Regions from separate parts of the Homo sapiens genome. Here region 2 is linked to region 1. Evidence: read pairs that join two places in POLR2A ChIA-PET (ENCODE). Cell type or tissue: PC-9. All regions are shown on one strand.

Region 1 (8,000 bases):
AACTTTCTTTGAATTACCTTCCTTCTCCTGCTCTTTCTCAGTGGAAATTCCCCAGAGTTTCACCCTAATCCTATACTCTTCTTCTCCATAGCACTTTCTTTAGAACACTCTTATTCATATGACTTCAGTGGCCACTATTTCTGCTTCTGAAAACTTTTTCATTTACAAACAATAGTATCCCAGTTCAAATTAGCTTACTTGAAAGGGTAATGTTTTGGCAGACATCACCAGTAATCTAAGAAAGCATCTGCCCTCACACTTATCATCTCTCACAAGATTCTCATTCTCATATATTGGCTTTATTCTTTGGAGCGATCTCTTTGAAGATGTCTGCTGATTACCCCCACTCTCACATTTTCTCATTTGGTAACATCACTGGAAAGAGTCCCTTGTTTATATATATGGTTGGGGTTTATTTTGCTGTTTTCAGCAGAATATTCTCCAGGTAGATATTCAGGCTGGCCTGGCATGGGACACATGCTGATGATACCTATATCTACCATTTTACGGCTGTAGCTGGCCACATCTTGGATGTAGGTTTATCCTGTGCTTGGAGATAGCTTACAGTGAGTGCCTCCTAAACCTGATGGAATGAATTCCGCACAGGAAAGAAAGACTCTGATAGCTGCAGTAGACTGTAAACACTAACTGGCCTGATAACAAATGCTCCTAATGCTAGTGAGGCTGAAGTTTAAGGCTTCCTTTCTGTAGTCTATCTAAGCTGTATTGGTCCATTCTCACACTGCTAATAAAGACATACCTGAGACTGGGTAATTTATAAGGAAAAAGAGGTTTAATGGACTTACAGTTCCACATGGCTGGGAGGCCTCACAATCATGGTAGAAGGCAAAGGAGGAGCAAAGGCACATCTTACATGGCGGCAGGGAAGAGCACCTGTACAGAGGAACTGCCCTTCATAAAACCATCAAATCTCATGAGACTTATTCACTATCATGAGAACAGCATGGGAAAAACTTACCCCCATGATTCAATTACCTCCCACCAGGTCCCTCCCATCACACATGGGGATTATGGGAGCTACAATTCAAGATGAGATTTGAGTGGGGACACAGCCAAACCATATTATAAGCTTCACATCCACTTTGCTACTGGGCCTTGGAATATTTTATCTTTACATATCCAAGTGGGAAATTTAATTGTCTTTCCCTCAAAATTTGTTTCCGTTTTTCATTTCTCAGCTTTGGGGAATGGTATCACAGCCTTGCATTTTAGATAAAGTCTTCCAAGCCTCTTTTTTCTTGATCCTTTATATTGATGTTTACCACATCACACCTATTATTCCTGCTTCATTTATCTCAGTTTCAAGTTTCTCATTCCATGGGCAGCTTCCAATATTTCAACACTGGACAATTGCTTGAGCATTTCAATCGCCTCCTTCCCTAATTCTTTCCTCTGGCATGTTTTCCATAACATGGATAGTTTTGAGTTTTTAAAACACGGCCTTATTTTTCCCACTTCCCTCAAATTGATTCAAAAATATTTCAGGGGTTCCTAAAAGGCAACTGCAATTTGTGGGACACAACAATAAAAAAAGGTAAACATGGTTTCTAACCTCACAGAACCTGGCAGTTTTAAAATGGTAAGATATAACAGATATGTAACTAGGTACCTTATAAAAAACACTACAAAAGGGATAATATTGGATGGTTTTGGAGAGACCTCTAACCCAGATTTATGTCCGGAATGGCATCCCAGAAATTGTGGCATTCCTGCATACATTTGAGGGATGGGGAGGAGGTTGGACAATCAAAGAGGCAAGACAGTGTTCAGGCAAGAGTCATGGCATGTGCAAAGGCCCAGAGGTGACTACATTTTGTTGTTCCAAGGATGTCAAAGAAGTGTAGGTTGGATGAGCTAGAGTGGCAGAGAGAGACAGTCATGAAGACATTTCAGGGAGACAGTGCTGGTTTCAGCTTGTGGAGAGAGGAAAGATGGTCAGTTAGAGGTTGTGTCTTCATCTAAGCAAGGGAGCCTGGTGGCCTGAACTAGGATAGCAGAGATTGTTTGAGAAATGTTATTGAGATAAAAAGAGTGTTGGCTTTTTTGTTTGTTTGTTTGTTTTAAGGCAGAGCTTCACTCTTGTTGCCCAGGCTGGAGTGCAATGGTGCAATCTCTGCTCACAGCAATCTCCGCCTCCCAGGTTCAAGCGATTCTCCTGCCTCAGCCTCCCAAGTAGCTGGCATTACAGGGATGCGTCACCATGTCCGGCTAATTTTTTTTTTTTTTTTTTTTTTGTATTTTTTAGTAGAGACGGGGTTTCTCCATGTTGGTCAGGCTGTTCTCAAACTCCTGATCTTAGGTGATCCACCCGCCTCGGGCTTCCAAAGTGCTGGGATTACAGGCATGAGCCACCGCACCTGGCCCCTGATTGTTGGCTTTTTAGGATACCTTAAAAGTGGAGGCAGATATACTGTTCTGAGACTCCTGGGCATTGACTGCTTTTTTCTCTTGGAAAGAGAATATTGCCTTTCTGATGCTGAGTTTACTTAAAGAGCCAGGAAAGGTCAACGCTTGCAAATAACCCCTTAAGTGGAAGTACATAGATTGTTAGTTCAGGTTCTTCTGGAATGTTGGACATAAACCTAAGTATAAAAAATGTAGTGTTGCAACAAAAATTTGGATTTTTTTTTAAAATTTGTTAGATTCCTGCCTATGCAAAGGGTAGCACCAGCTACAGAGCACTTCATACGGATCCCAGGCAAGGAAAAAATAGAGAAGAGATTATGCTGCATCTGCCCCTTCTCTGTGTGGACCATGATACCATTGTTTGTTCTCTATCATGGACTAAATAAATCAGAGACTCTAAGTAGATGTGAGTTCTGTGTGTGTGTGTGTGTGTGTGTGTGTGTTCAACTGAGTGTGTGTTTTATCCCTGCCAATGGTAACTTTATTTGCAAAGCTGAGTACGTTTGGAAGATAGAAACAATACTTTCTTGCAACTGATGGGGTAAGCAGGCTAAGCAAAAAAAGAAAAGTCAAGGACATCCCTGAAGTTTCTGGTTATGGCAACTGACAAGATGTTACCATCAATCCCCAGGGCTTGAGACAGAGGATGGCCTGGTTTGTGGGTTAGATGGGATAGGTAACTGTCAACCTTTTGAATTGGAGGTATCCTGTAGGCTCTCCATGTGCAGATGTCTAATAGGCTGTGGCTGTCCAGTCTTGAAATTCTGGAGAGAGGCTTGAGCTGGATAAAGATTTAGCAGTTGACAGCTAATAATTTCATGGGACTTGGTATGATCATCTGAGAAAAAAATGTACAAGGAAGAGAAATAAGAAGTTCACATGACAGTGCAGGTACTCAAGGAATAGGAAGGGGAAGAAAATCCTGTGAAACAAGTGGGGGAAAAAAAAGAACACCTTACTTTCCTTTACATGTGCTATTCACTCAGTGCAAACTTGACCTGTCATTCCACAGGGCGAGTTTTATTCCCCATCCCACCACTCAGAGTTGACCTCCTTTATGTCCCCTAAATCAGAGGCCACAAAATTAATGTACATAGGACATATTCGGCCCCTAGATAGGTTTTATTTGGCCTATGGATTTCTTTAGAATTTTGAATCAAGTGCCAGTCTATTCACATTTCAGTTTGCCACAGGCCCCGTTTCTGCCTTCTGTCTTACACCAGTCCTATTCCTCTCAGGCCTTTATTTTATATGCCAAACCTCTGAAAGCTCTCACAATTGCAAAAATATCACGGATCTTCCTATGTCTATTTTTTTCTTGTGGAATACCTCTCTGCCTATTGCAAATCTATTCATCCCACAGGGTGTGACCTGTGGTTCACGTCTTTGGTGAAGCTTCCTGCCCTCTGAATTTTTATAGCCCTTAATGGGTTGTTATTGTTGTTATTATTCTCTTGATGAGTGACTCAGCATACATAGCACATGGATTCTATGACTCCTATGAATAGGGAAATAAACAAAGGGCTCTGCAGTTTTGTGCTCTGACTCATAGATGCAACTACCAGGGAATTTGCTCTTTTTAGTGGCTTGTTTCCTGTTCTAATGAGAAAAATGGAAAGCACAGCTCAGAAACAGACTCTACTTAGAAAATGTGGATGGTATGTCTGTCCAGCATGACAATGTCAAATCTCACATTTTGAAATGCCAACTTACAACTTTTCTGCCATTTACTCTGACACTAGCATGTTGAGTTGCACTAACAGTTCCTTTTTCTGATTATTGGTGATGCAATATTATCAGCTTCTCTTGGCTGGTGCCACATGTTGCAGTTAAGTCTCTGCAGCTGTCTACTCTGCGGTATGTATAGGAGGGCTTTGGTGCATATGTGATCTGTGCAGGGATGCCTTTCTGACCAGAACCTTTGGGAAAACTGCACAGTGAGAGACGGAAGAATTGCCAGGATCAGCCTTACCATGCTTTACAATCTGTGTCCAGGAGTGGCACTGCCCCACCCACTGATGAATCATCACACTGATATTATCAAAGGAGACATTACATTTTCAATGTCATGTTTTAGGTTTATAATTTAATTTTCAGCTCTGGCAATTCCAGAAGCATCCCTAGGGACATATGAAGAGGAAGGGGCTAGCGTGTACTCGAAATGAATACATGTTCATTTCTTGAGCACCTTAATTGGCATGCACATCTCACAAGCTCCCTTTTTCTCTGCTGCAGCCAAACTCTCTCACACCACCAAGTTACTCAATATTCCTCCTGCACTGACTGCCTTCCTTTCCACTCAACCTCAAGTCAGATCTACTTTAGTAATAAATCTCTGCTGGGAATGATCAGAACAAATACTGAGTGTGCACCACAATATTAAAAATAAGTGTAATATAGACTTATTTAATAAGGTCCAACAGACTTTTATAACATTTGGAATATTTTACCAAAGGTACTATCAGCATTATGTTTAATGCATTTTCTCCAAGACAGAAAAATCTTTTCAAGAATGAGGGGGGAAAAGAAAAAAAACACAAAACACAGAGAAAAGTCAGATGGGCTCTGATGCATTCTCACTCAACTAAATCTGTGATTCTCCTTCCTTTCCCAGATCTTTCTCTTCGGCCAGACCCACAAAATGTGAAGCCTCTTTGTGTTCACCCTGATTTATGAATAGTCGGCACTGGGCAATTGCGGTCCCAGTGGGATACATTTCAGTTTAAAAATAGTCTGAAGCACTTTCTTTCAAATTCCCACATGTCCACTGCCACCTCATAATATGTGCTTCTCCTTCTGTCCTTGTGCAGTTAAAGTCGGATCCATGTACGGGGAATGAAAGCACTGAATTTGTTTGTAGCACTTTGAACCAAAATGGTGAATTTATTTAGAGAGTAGTTCCAGCGAGTTAAGTTAGTTTCAATGGACATATTGGCTGCAACTGGAGCATTGATGGAAGGGAGGCATACTACTTTAATGTCCTCAAAAAGAAAAAAAGAAAGAAAGAAAATAAATAAATAAAATCCAGTCAACTGCAGGATAAGTATCCATAGGCCAAACAAATCCCTCTCAAAATGACTGCAAGTTCAGGTGACACCAACAGCTGTCAAAAGACCCCTGTTTGCCTGGCGGCAGCTTTGGGTTCAAATTCTTCCTAGTTTACAGTGACATTTCATTTAATGCTTGCACTCTGACTCCATTTGTCTGCCCTGCAAAAGCTCTGCAAAGAGCTGACCCAGTTAACACTTTCTGTTTCACAAACCCAGAGACTGAACAGCAGGGAGGCTACAGCAAAGTGCTGAGTTGTCCTAGCTGAGCAGTAAGGGGACAATGACTGTGGCCACAGTCCATGTCATTTTTGTTTCTAGACCAGTGGTGACTCATTGGACTCTCCTGGGCAGTTCTGAAAAGTCTGCATGTCCTAGTCTCACCCAAGACCAATTAAATCCCAATCTGTGGCAGGGAGGACCCAGGCATCAGCATTTTTTAAAACCAAATCTTTATATAAATAAAATGTCTCAAGGGATTTGAGTGCAAAAGGACATACTCTATAGAATATAATATTTCTTTGGTAACTGATGACATTTCAAGCTTATAGGACCTCATACTTAGCATAGTGACTTAGAATCTCACTTTTCACTCAGAAGCTCATAATAGAGTCTTTTGATTCTTCAGGGGTTTAGGTTAATAAATGCAATATAACCGAAGCTCATTATGTAGTGTTTCTAAACCACTATCGAGTAATCATTTGCTGGTGTATTAGGCATTGCAAGCCCTTGGTGCCATAGTCCATCTCCTTGTTTCTGAGTCAGAAGAAGCAGGTGGACTGATTCTTCTGGCACCCCTGCTTCTCAGCCCACATTGTGTCAAACATTAAAAGTGAGGTTTTAATTTGAGTACCTGGCTTGGAATGTAACAGGTAACAGTTGATTATGTTAATTGATCCAACGTCTTCAAAGTCAAAGCAGTAATGATGAATCTGGACCTACTATTGGAAGAAAATGATCAAGTTACATTTATGTTGAAAGATGAAGTCAGTAGGGAAAGATTCTGTTAAAATAGTGGGTTTCATGCGCATCCATGTGAAGAGACCACCAAACAGGCTTTGTGTGAGTAACAAGGCTGTTTATTTCACCTGGGTGCAGGCGGGCTGAGTCTGAAAAGAGAGTCAGCAAAGGGAGATAGGGGTGGGGCCATTTTATAAGATTTGGGTAGGTAAAGGAAAATTACAGTCAAAGGGGGGTTGTTCTCTGGTGGGCTGGAGTGGGGGTCACAGGGTGTTCAGTAGGGGAGCTTTTGAGCCAGGATGAGCCAGGAGAAGGAATTTCACAAGATAATGTCATCAGTTAAGGCAGGAACAGGCCATTTTCATTTCTTTTGTGGTGGAATGTCATCAGTTAAGGCAGGAACCGGCCATCTGGATGTGTACGTGCAGGTCACAGGGGATATGATGGCTTAGCTTGGGCTCAGAGGCCTGACATTCCTGTCTTCTTATATTAATAAGAAAAATAAAATGAAATAGTGGTAAAATGTTGGGGAAAATTTTTGGGGGTGGGATGGAGAGATAATGGGCGACGTTTCTCAGGGCTGCCTCGAGCGGGATTGGGGCGGCGTGGGAACCTAGAGTGGGAGAGATTAAGCTGAAGGAAGATTTTGTGGTAAGGGGTGATATTGTGGGGTTGTTAGAAGAAACATTTGTCATTTAGAATTATTGGTGATGGCCTGGATATGGTTTTGTATGAATTGAAAAACTAAATGGGGCCGGGTGCGGTGGCTCACGCCTGTAATCCCAGCACTTCGGGAGGCCGAGGGGGGCGGATCACGAGGTCAGGAGATTGAGACCATCCTGGCTAACACGGTGAAACCCCTTCTTTACTAAAAATACAAAAAATTAGCCGGGCGAGGTGGCGGGCGCCTGAAGTCCCAGCTACTCGGGAGGCTGAGGCAGGAGAATGGCGTAAACCCCAGGGGGCGGAGCCTGCAGTGAGCCGAGATCGTGCCACTGCACTCCAGCCTGGGCGACAGCGAGACTCCGTCTCAAAAAAACAAACAAACAAACAAAAAACCCAAAAACTAAATGGAATAAGAGAAGGAGAAAAACAGGTATTAAAGGTCTAAGAATTGGGAGGACCCAGGGCATCTAATTAGAGAGTGCCTAAGGAGATTCAGCATAGTCCTGCCAGCAAAGATTATTTATTTACTTTAAGAGTTAAGAGTGGCAGTTTGGGGATAGCACGAGGAGGTATCAGCTGTGATGGCTTGGAGAAACAGTGTAAACTGGCAGTGTAAACAAGAGCAGGGCATGTATGAGTAGTTGAGAACGGTGAATAGGAGTGTGACTAGACAGAAGATAGTAGGGATGACAAGTTTTTGGGGGCACAGTCCGAGTTGGTCTGGTGTCTGGACTGAGACTGGGGCTTAATAAAAAGGAGCGTCCATACAGGAGCTCAAATGGGCTGTACCCTGTAGCATTCCGAGGACAGGCCTGACTTCTGAGAAGGGAAAGTGGTAAAAGTATTGTCCAGTCCTTTTTAAGTTGGTGGCTGAGCCTGGTGAGGTGTGTTTTTAAAGGA
Region 2 (8,000 bases), 300 kb after region 1:
CTCGCCTCAGTGAAATATCCATGTTGTGGGCAAAACATGCTAGTAATATCATGCAGCTGTCATTGGGTGACAACCACATGTAGATTTAGAGATGACTGAGGTACCTGTCTTTGCTGAAATGTGATGTTCCTCATGCATACTTAGACTCTTTTCATGAACATTCTTTAAGTTGTATGTTCCCTGCTTGATGGAAATGAACATTGTATAAAATTGAAGCAATTTAAAAATATACAGTATTTAAGAAAAACTCAAATTCCTTAAATATGTCAGTGGATTGGAAATCTGGCTTGATGCACCCACTACTAAAATTAAACTGTATTAAGATCATATGATACAATGCCAGGTGTCAGCTTTCTGTTCCTTCTGTCTTTAGCCATAGAAGTTGTATTCCCCATTGATAGATAACATCAGACTTTGCACCTAAATGCAATATGTGAGATGCAAATTTGAGAAAGCACATGGTATTTTATTTTAATCTTTAAAACATATAATCTACAAAAATATAATGCTTAGTCTAACCCACATGGCAATGTAGTAGCTGAATATGGCTCTAGAAATGTGGGTTGTCATGAAACAAATCTCTCTTCTAGATATTGGAAATCAGATTCTATCAGGACATTCAATTTAGAAATAGTGTTTGCATCCAACTGTCCTTCTGTACAGATATGTAATTTCCATGTTTTGTTTAATGTAAATTACAATGTTTTTATTTGTTAAAAAGAGCAATCTTTAAAGCCTAGAATCAGAATTGAATGTTTGTAATGTAATCGCAATTTTGAGGCATTCTTTGTCATTTATCTTTATAGGGTCAGGGATTCAGATAGCAAAGGAGAGAGGATTGTGCACTTTGGTGTCTTTTCAAATAGAAAGAACTAACCTCAAGCGGGGATTGTCTGTCTTCGATCATATGTTATCCCAGATGACTAAGAGGAAAATCTGATCCGTTCACTTATGCCACACTATTTTTGATACACCAAAGCCCTTGCAATTTTACTTACAAACACAGATTAGGAAGTGAAAGGTTGATTGTTTCTGGCAGTTTGAAATGCATTATGTTTGTCCTGACCCCAGCTCAAATGAAAATAGAATGTTTCCAAATCTTCTAATGGTCCTGCAACTAAAATTACTCATTTGAAACTGCCAGGACTGATCAGTGCAAAATCAAGCAGCCCTTTCTGGGTTCTTCATTTGGAGAACATCAGTTTCAAGGTTTTAAGATAATCATCTCACCTTATTATCAGATAAATCTTCTTTTACATGAGCAGCTACTGTCTCTCAAGACAGCCTCTCACTTATTAAAAAGGGAAAAGGAGGGAAAAGCTACCAGGGAAAGAGACAATCAGAAGAAATGTCAGTAAAATGGAATCAAAAGACTATAAGATGTAAAATTACTTTTTACCTTTGTTAGTCATTTAGAACCACAGAAACTCTTAAGGTGCCAAGAAATATCGAGCCCAAAGCTGGCTTTTGAAATAAGAGGAAACCGAGGCCCAGAGAAAGAAAATGACTTACTCAGCAAATTGGGATGATGGAGGAGATGAAACTGACTGGATTTTGTCCCATGATCAAGGTTTTTGACATGAAGTCTAACCTCAGCAAGATTCACAGCAAACAGACCTATTCTGAAACAAAAGATTAATTTTCAATCCAATTACTTTCTCAAAAAATACTAGCCCTCAAGTATTCATGAGATACGTCTTGTATTGCTGTTCTCATTGAGGAGAATAAATAGAGAGCCATTTGGATTTCGTTAGTTGTTTAGTATTCCTTTAGCAATTTCAGACTTATTTGTGTCTGAGGAAGGAAGCCTCTTATATCAAAACATGACACACAAACTAACAGCTGGTTTTGACATTGAACTTCAGATCTAGGGTTGGTAAGAGTATTTGCACTTACTGTTTGTAATGTACAAATAGATCCTTGTTTAAATCCTCAGCAAGAACAGCCTTGTGTAAAGCTTTATCCACCGTGTTTCCCTTCCCTCTCCTCCCCCATAAAATAAAGGAAGAAAAACTTCATTGCAGTCACTAAGCATGGGGATTACTGGAAAGACAGAGTGACTGTTTGGTTTAAATGTAATTTCAGTGTGTAAATGTTCACATCTACCTAAGGATATTGTTAATGGAAGCAAAACCTAACCCCCCTTATTTGATTTTGCCCTTCAGACTTGAATTTTTCTCCTAACGCTATTTTGTTCAGCATGCCCCAGTCCTCTTCATATGATGGCAAGTTCTATGTTAGATGGTTCAACAACTATTGGGGGTGCGACAGGAATAGCAACACTGATTAGTGCTAATTAGGTGTCAGACCGTTTACTGTCATTATCTGAAGTAAACATCAACAACTCTGAAAAGTAAATATTGTCCCTATTTTCTAGATGAAGGAACAGAGGCCCCGAAAGCCTGAATACTGTCTACGGTGCCCCACAGTCGGAAGCAGGAGGCCTGGCTTTGACTCTGTCTAACCCTGTTCTCTCCATCCTACTGGACTGTCCCCCCCAAGGACCTCCCTACAAACCCTCAGTTCCAAGAATGTCTTGAGCCAATTCCCATTAATCACATTGAGCTAGTTTCTATTGTTTCATCAGTGAATTTTCTGTGTTAATGGTAAAAAATAAAAAATAAAAATGCAGGCCGGGCGCGGTGGCTCACGCCTGTAATCCCAGCACTTTGGGAGGCCGAGGCAGGCGGATCACGAGGTTAGGAGATCAAGACCATCCTGGCTAACGTGGTGAAACACCCCCGTCTGTACTAAAAACACAAAAAATTAGCTGGGCGTGGTGGCAGGCGCCTGTAGTCCCAGCTACTCGGGAGGCTGAGGCAGGAGAGTGCTGTGAACCCGGGAGGCGGAGCTTGCAGTGAGCCGAGATCTTGCCACTGCACTCCAACCTGGGCGACAGAGCTAGATTCTGCCTCAAAAAAAAAAAAAAAGAAGAAAAGAAAAAAATGCAGAGGCATCAAGAGATAACTCTTCTTCCATTAGGACTTCTGCATTCGGTTTGGAAGAAAGGTTTTCTCCAGCAATCAGTTCACCTTCGGGGGACACAAAACGTGGATAGAACTGGAGGTCCCAAGAGCACCTGTAGGGGACAGTTCAGAGCCTGGCTTTTCTAAATCCGGCTGCTTATGCGAAAAGTTCATGAGCTCAGTCCTTCAGTTTTCAGTCCTCACACACATGGAGTTATGATGATTTCTCCTGGCCCAAATACTGACACTAGGACAAGAGTTGCTGGGGCAAATTTGCCATAAACACCCATACATATTTCTTTTCTTTTCTTTTCTTTTCTTTTTTTTTTTTTTTTTGAGACAAAGTTTTTCTCAGTTGCCCAGGCTAGAGTGCAGTGGCACAATCTGAGCTCACTGCAATCTCCACCTCCTAGTTTCAAGTGATTCTCCTGCCTCAGCCTCCTGAGTAGCTGGGACTACAAGGCATGCACAACCACGCCTGGCTCATTTTTTGTATTTTTAGTAGAGACAGGGTTTCACCATGTTGGCCAGGCTGGTCTCAAACTCTGGACCTCAGGCAATCCGGCCTCAAGTGATCTGCCTGCCTCAGCCTCCCAAAGGGCTGGGATTACAGGCGTGAGCCACCATGCCCCATCCCCATATGTAACTTTCACGAAGCTTTTGAGAACATGTAAAATTTTCCTTGGATACTGGGAGTGGTTCACTTTAAACAGAACAGATAAAATAGGCATTTGACACCATAAGGAGTCAGGGTGGTGGGGAGCAGGTGAGAGGACAGCAGAGAGACAAATGATAATTCCAGTGCTACTAATATATATGTGTAATTTTATGTTATTACATTATAATTAAGATTTGTTTTGTCACACTTTAATATCTGAATGCTATCTTACTTTCAAACTTATATATGCATGTCATATTTCCATATTTTCATAGTATTCTGTACAAATCTCTCCCACCACACTAACCTCATTCTCTCATAATTACCCATATACATACACACATGTGCATGCATGTGCACACATATATACTGCTTCCACTGGGCTGTGTTATTCACCTATAGTTCTTTACTGCCTGGCATATTCTGAGTAGACAGGCAATGTTGACTGAAAGAATGAATGAACAAACCTGTGAATAACAGAATACAACACCATCACACCCACATTCCATGAGTTTAGCTGCATTAACCCTTCTTGGAGTCAGAGAGATTGGTCCACGGGAGACCAGTGAAGCATGAAGGAGTGAGGCAAATCTGGCACATGGACATCATATGTGAGCCACTGTCTGTTAACTTTCCATTTTTACTTTACGTACCAGGAGAGCAGATTGATATTGCATTTTAATTGTGTATATTAGAGGAAGGCATATGGTTACAACATTCTCTTATTTACCTTCTGGAACATGAAATTTGTCATTTTGTTCCCAAAATAAAGGATTGAAGGGATAGTGCCTGCTTTTTACACAAGTTCAATTCTCCCTCATGTGCAAGTCTCCTGAGATGTGTAGCAAGTCGGTGCCAACATGAGGCTGGCACCATTTTCCTATTGCCATGGTGATCTCCAGCTCTCCTGAAATCTCAAGGGGGACTATGATATTTTAAAAGCAACTTGAATTTTGGTAATTAAAAAGGCTGCAAAGAATAATCTTTCTACATTTTGCCAGCTTGGGTAAATATGGATAGCAAGTGATGTCTAGAGAAGAAGGGTATTACTGTGCTTTATTACGTGGGTGACCCCGTGTTGGAAAATGAAAACCGTCATGAAAGTTATGTGTGGAGTATTTATGGCAATTCAGAAACCTACTGTGAAATTTAAACTACATCTAATCACAACCTTCCTACAAACAGCTACTCTCTTGGAGTCACTAGTATTTTAACTTAAAGGTATGATGATCAGAGTTTGTTTTTGTTTTTTTTTTAATGTCGGAGGCAATGAGTAATAATGTAAATGTTGGCAGTTATCAAAGTAAAGGGGAAAAAAGTGATTCTCTTAAACTGGAAATTAAGTTAGACAAGCATAATTTATACCGCAGGTTAATCACTCCCTCCATCACGAAAGTTCTTACATTAAGGGTTCTTTTGAACTTCATTTGAGCAACTGCGCTCTCCTAGCAAAGCCTCAAAGATTAAAGGGCTTTGTTTCACTTGAGAAGACAGTTGAAATTTTTTTAGGCATTCTTTTGAGCTATAAAATGAATGCTTGGAGTAGAGGAACATGGAAGCAGACATTAAAAGGCAAAACAATGTATGGGAGAGAAACCCAGGCTAGTGGAAAGAGAGTGCTTTCTTGTATCTTTGTGCATAGCTTTGTATATAGAATTTATAGCGGAAAATGATCAGCAGTTTAAGGTAGGGCTTGGGAAATTTTTTGGGCTGAGTGTGTGTTGTCTTATTAGGTAGGGTATGAAATCTTCAACGACAGAGAAAGAGAAAGGGTAGAACAATCCTCTTAAATTAGGAACTTCACAAACAAATGCAGATTCCCAATTTGCAGATGGGCATTTTAATTGATTTTTTTTTTACAAAACCACCTACAACCTAATGTTTCAGAGTTAAAAATAAACCATATAACTCTCAAGTGCTGTTTCTTCCACATAATTCAAATCTGATTATATCTGAACAAATCACCAACTGGAAGTGAAGAATTTTCTATGGATCAGTTTGATTCCATTGGGAAAATACTGCCAGCAAAAATAGTTTGGCGGTCCCCGTGGCAAAACTTAGAAACCTGTTTTCTTGTTTTGAATCCCTCTGGGTAAGAGCCCTTACCATGTTGCTCATAATCTTATTTAATGCCATTTTTAGCTGGTATGACCTGAAGTGGAATAGCCAGATGGTTTTGTTGGGTTTTTTTATTTGTTTATTTGATTGATTTTGTGTTGTGTTTAGCACAGAGATTTGGTGATTTTTTAGAAAATTGTTCACTGCTTTTTGATTAGTGAAATATTCTGTGATAGCTGACAGATGACTTGTGGAGTATAAAAGCACAGTGAAGTGGCTGAGAATATCGTTAAAGGTTTCATGGCTGGGCGCGGTGGCTCACACCTGCAGTCTCCCACTTTGGGAGATTAAGGTGGGCAGATCACTTGATGTCAGGAGTTCAAGACCAGTCTGGCCAACATGGTGAAACCCCATCTCTACTAAAAACACAAAAATTAGCCAGACGTGGTGGTGGGTACCTGTAATCCCAGCTACTCGAGAGGCTGAGGCGGGAGAATTGCTTGAACCCAGGAGGCGGAGTTTGCTTCATTTATAGGATACGTGGAACTCAGAGGAGAAAAAGTCTTCCCAAGGCTATTTTATTGCAAAAATATGTTAATGTTCAGACTAGGCTGATAACTTTTTCCTTATATGTTCTCCCTAATGGTATGTTCCTGTATTTCCTGTTTTATTCTATGCATTTAACTGAATATTGGATTTTTACATTAAAAAAATATGTTTATGAAATTAAAGAAGATTGATTTGGGCAGCAAATTAGAACCTTTTTTTGTTAATAGAGAAAGCATTTAGTGTGATGTACTTGCTCTTTTCTATATAAAAAATAATGTTTTTCTTAATTTTAAGGACAGTTCTAAATAAAATCTATGCTACTTAAAAGAGAGTTTTAACATCCCCCATTGCCTTGTAGTTTTTCTTTTCCTGAAAATAGATCCACAAATGTCATAAATTAGTCTGCAGATTTTACCTTATTATGCTTCCTCCTTCAAAAAATATGCAGGAAAGTGATTATATGTGGTGTTCAACTCAGGACTGATGAGTTGGTTATAATTATCAAGGCAGACATAATGAAATGAAAACAACTCTTTCTCTAGGGCCTCAGAGGCATTTTCAGTCACTATCATAACCCTGTCACGCTGGGTTAACTGTTTTCTGCCCAAGTAGATGTCAACACAATTAATTTCACAGTTTCCTCAACTGATACAGTTAGGGTTCATTTGCTCATCTGGGCAAGAAGATCCACATATGTTAAGGGTAGAATTGATTTCTGGGTTTTTCCTAGACAGATGAGACTGTGGAAAATAGACATTTATCTTTATATATAACTAAACGGCATTTTGTCTCTTTTTCATTAGTCCTTAAACATACTTTTGTTCAAATTATTTGGCATCGCCATTTGACATTCATGGCATAATTTATTCACTCATCAAATATTTATCAAGTGCCAGCTTTATGCAGGACCTTTTGCCAGGCTCTGAGGTTACAGCAAGAGCAAAGCAGAAAAGCCCTGCCCGTGTGAAGTTTTCAATCCATTTGGGCAGTAATTGCACCAATATACCTAATTAACAGAAAAATGTAAAACCCCACTAGATAATTTGCATGCTACTGGTACTTGTTCTTTACTCCTGGTATAATAGATGCTTGCTTGCCATTGGAGAGTGTTCAATAGAACGTCCTGTCGCACAGTGACGAAAACATTCTAAACTCACATTTCTAAGACAGTAGGCACTAGCCACATTTAGCTATTGAGAACTTTAAATGTGGTAGTGTGACTGAGGACTTGAATTTATAATTTTCTTTAATTTCAACTAATTTAAACTGCCACAAGTGGCAAGAGGGATTACCATATGGGACAATGCTGGTCTACAATGTATCATCTTATTCCTTGCATATATTTTACACCTGAAAACAGCACTTGGGCAGCATAAAAACAGGACAGAGTATACACAAGTTTAATTTAACATTTACTCCGTGAGCTTCAAGGAGCAAGAAGATCCATGAGAGAGTAACTGTGTTTTTGGATATCTGCTAAGAAATGTGAAATAATGTCCTTGATTTTAGTGTGTTCATAGATTACAAACTAATCTTTAATTTATGTCTGGAATACTGTACCTGGTTGGGATATTTTAAAAGTCCAATTTCTTATTCGTTATTGTTACCCTATGAATCACTGAGATAATGTATTAACTTAGTTGATTAATATAATTTATTGCTATAAATCTTCCCCTTTTGCTTATGCTAGTGCTTAGTAAAAATTGCAAACACATTTTCCCCGGAGTTGTATTCAATATCATTCCACTGCAACCAATTTCTAATTCTCA

Evidence for each region. Peaks named below come from ENCODE experiments on the same cell type or tissue, not always from the same donor. Only the 100,000 strongest peaks of a DNase experiment are listed, where the experiment ranks them.
Region 2: POLR2A ChIA-PET joins it to region 1 with 30 read pairs; 2 of 35 experiments call an interaction of 5 or more read pairs at or near these places.

Annotation. Positions count from the first base shown.
Region 1 is chr5:167,291,136-167,299,135 of GRCh38, forward strand. The region is part of intron 3 of TENM2 (teneurin transmembrane protein 2); the gene reads left to right. TENM2-AS2 (TENM2 antisense RNA 2) reads right to left here. Exons shown (of 3, transcript NR_199036.1): 2 at 6,328-6,415; 3 at 5,277-5,408. Among named protein-coding and RNA genes, the nearest start is that of TENM2-AS2, 8.2 kb to the right of the region's middle. RefSeq lists enhancers at 3,519-4,718, 3,743-4,558, 6,519-7,224. In PC-9, no CTCF peak of the experiment used is centred here; DNase peaks (open chromatin) are centred at 3,916, 4,466 and 4,716; H3K4me3 peaks cover 821 bases; H3K27ac peaks cover 2,835 bases.
Region 2 is chr5:167,593,881-167,601,880 of GRCh38, forward strand. All of the region lies in intron 4 of TENM2 (teneurin transmembrane protein 2), which reads left to right. Among named protein-coding and RNA genes, the nearest start is that of TENM2-AS4, 62 kb to the right of the region's middle. In PC-9, no CTCF peak of the experiment used is centred here; no DNase peak of the experiment used is centred here.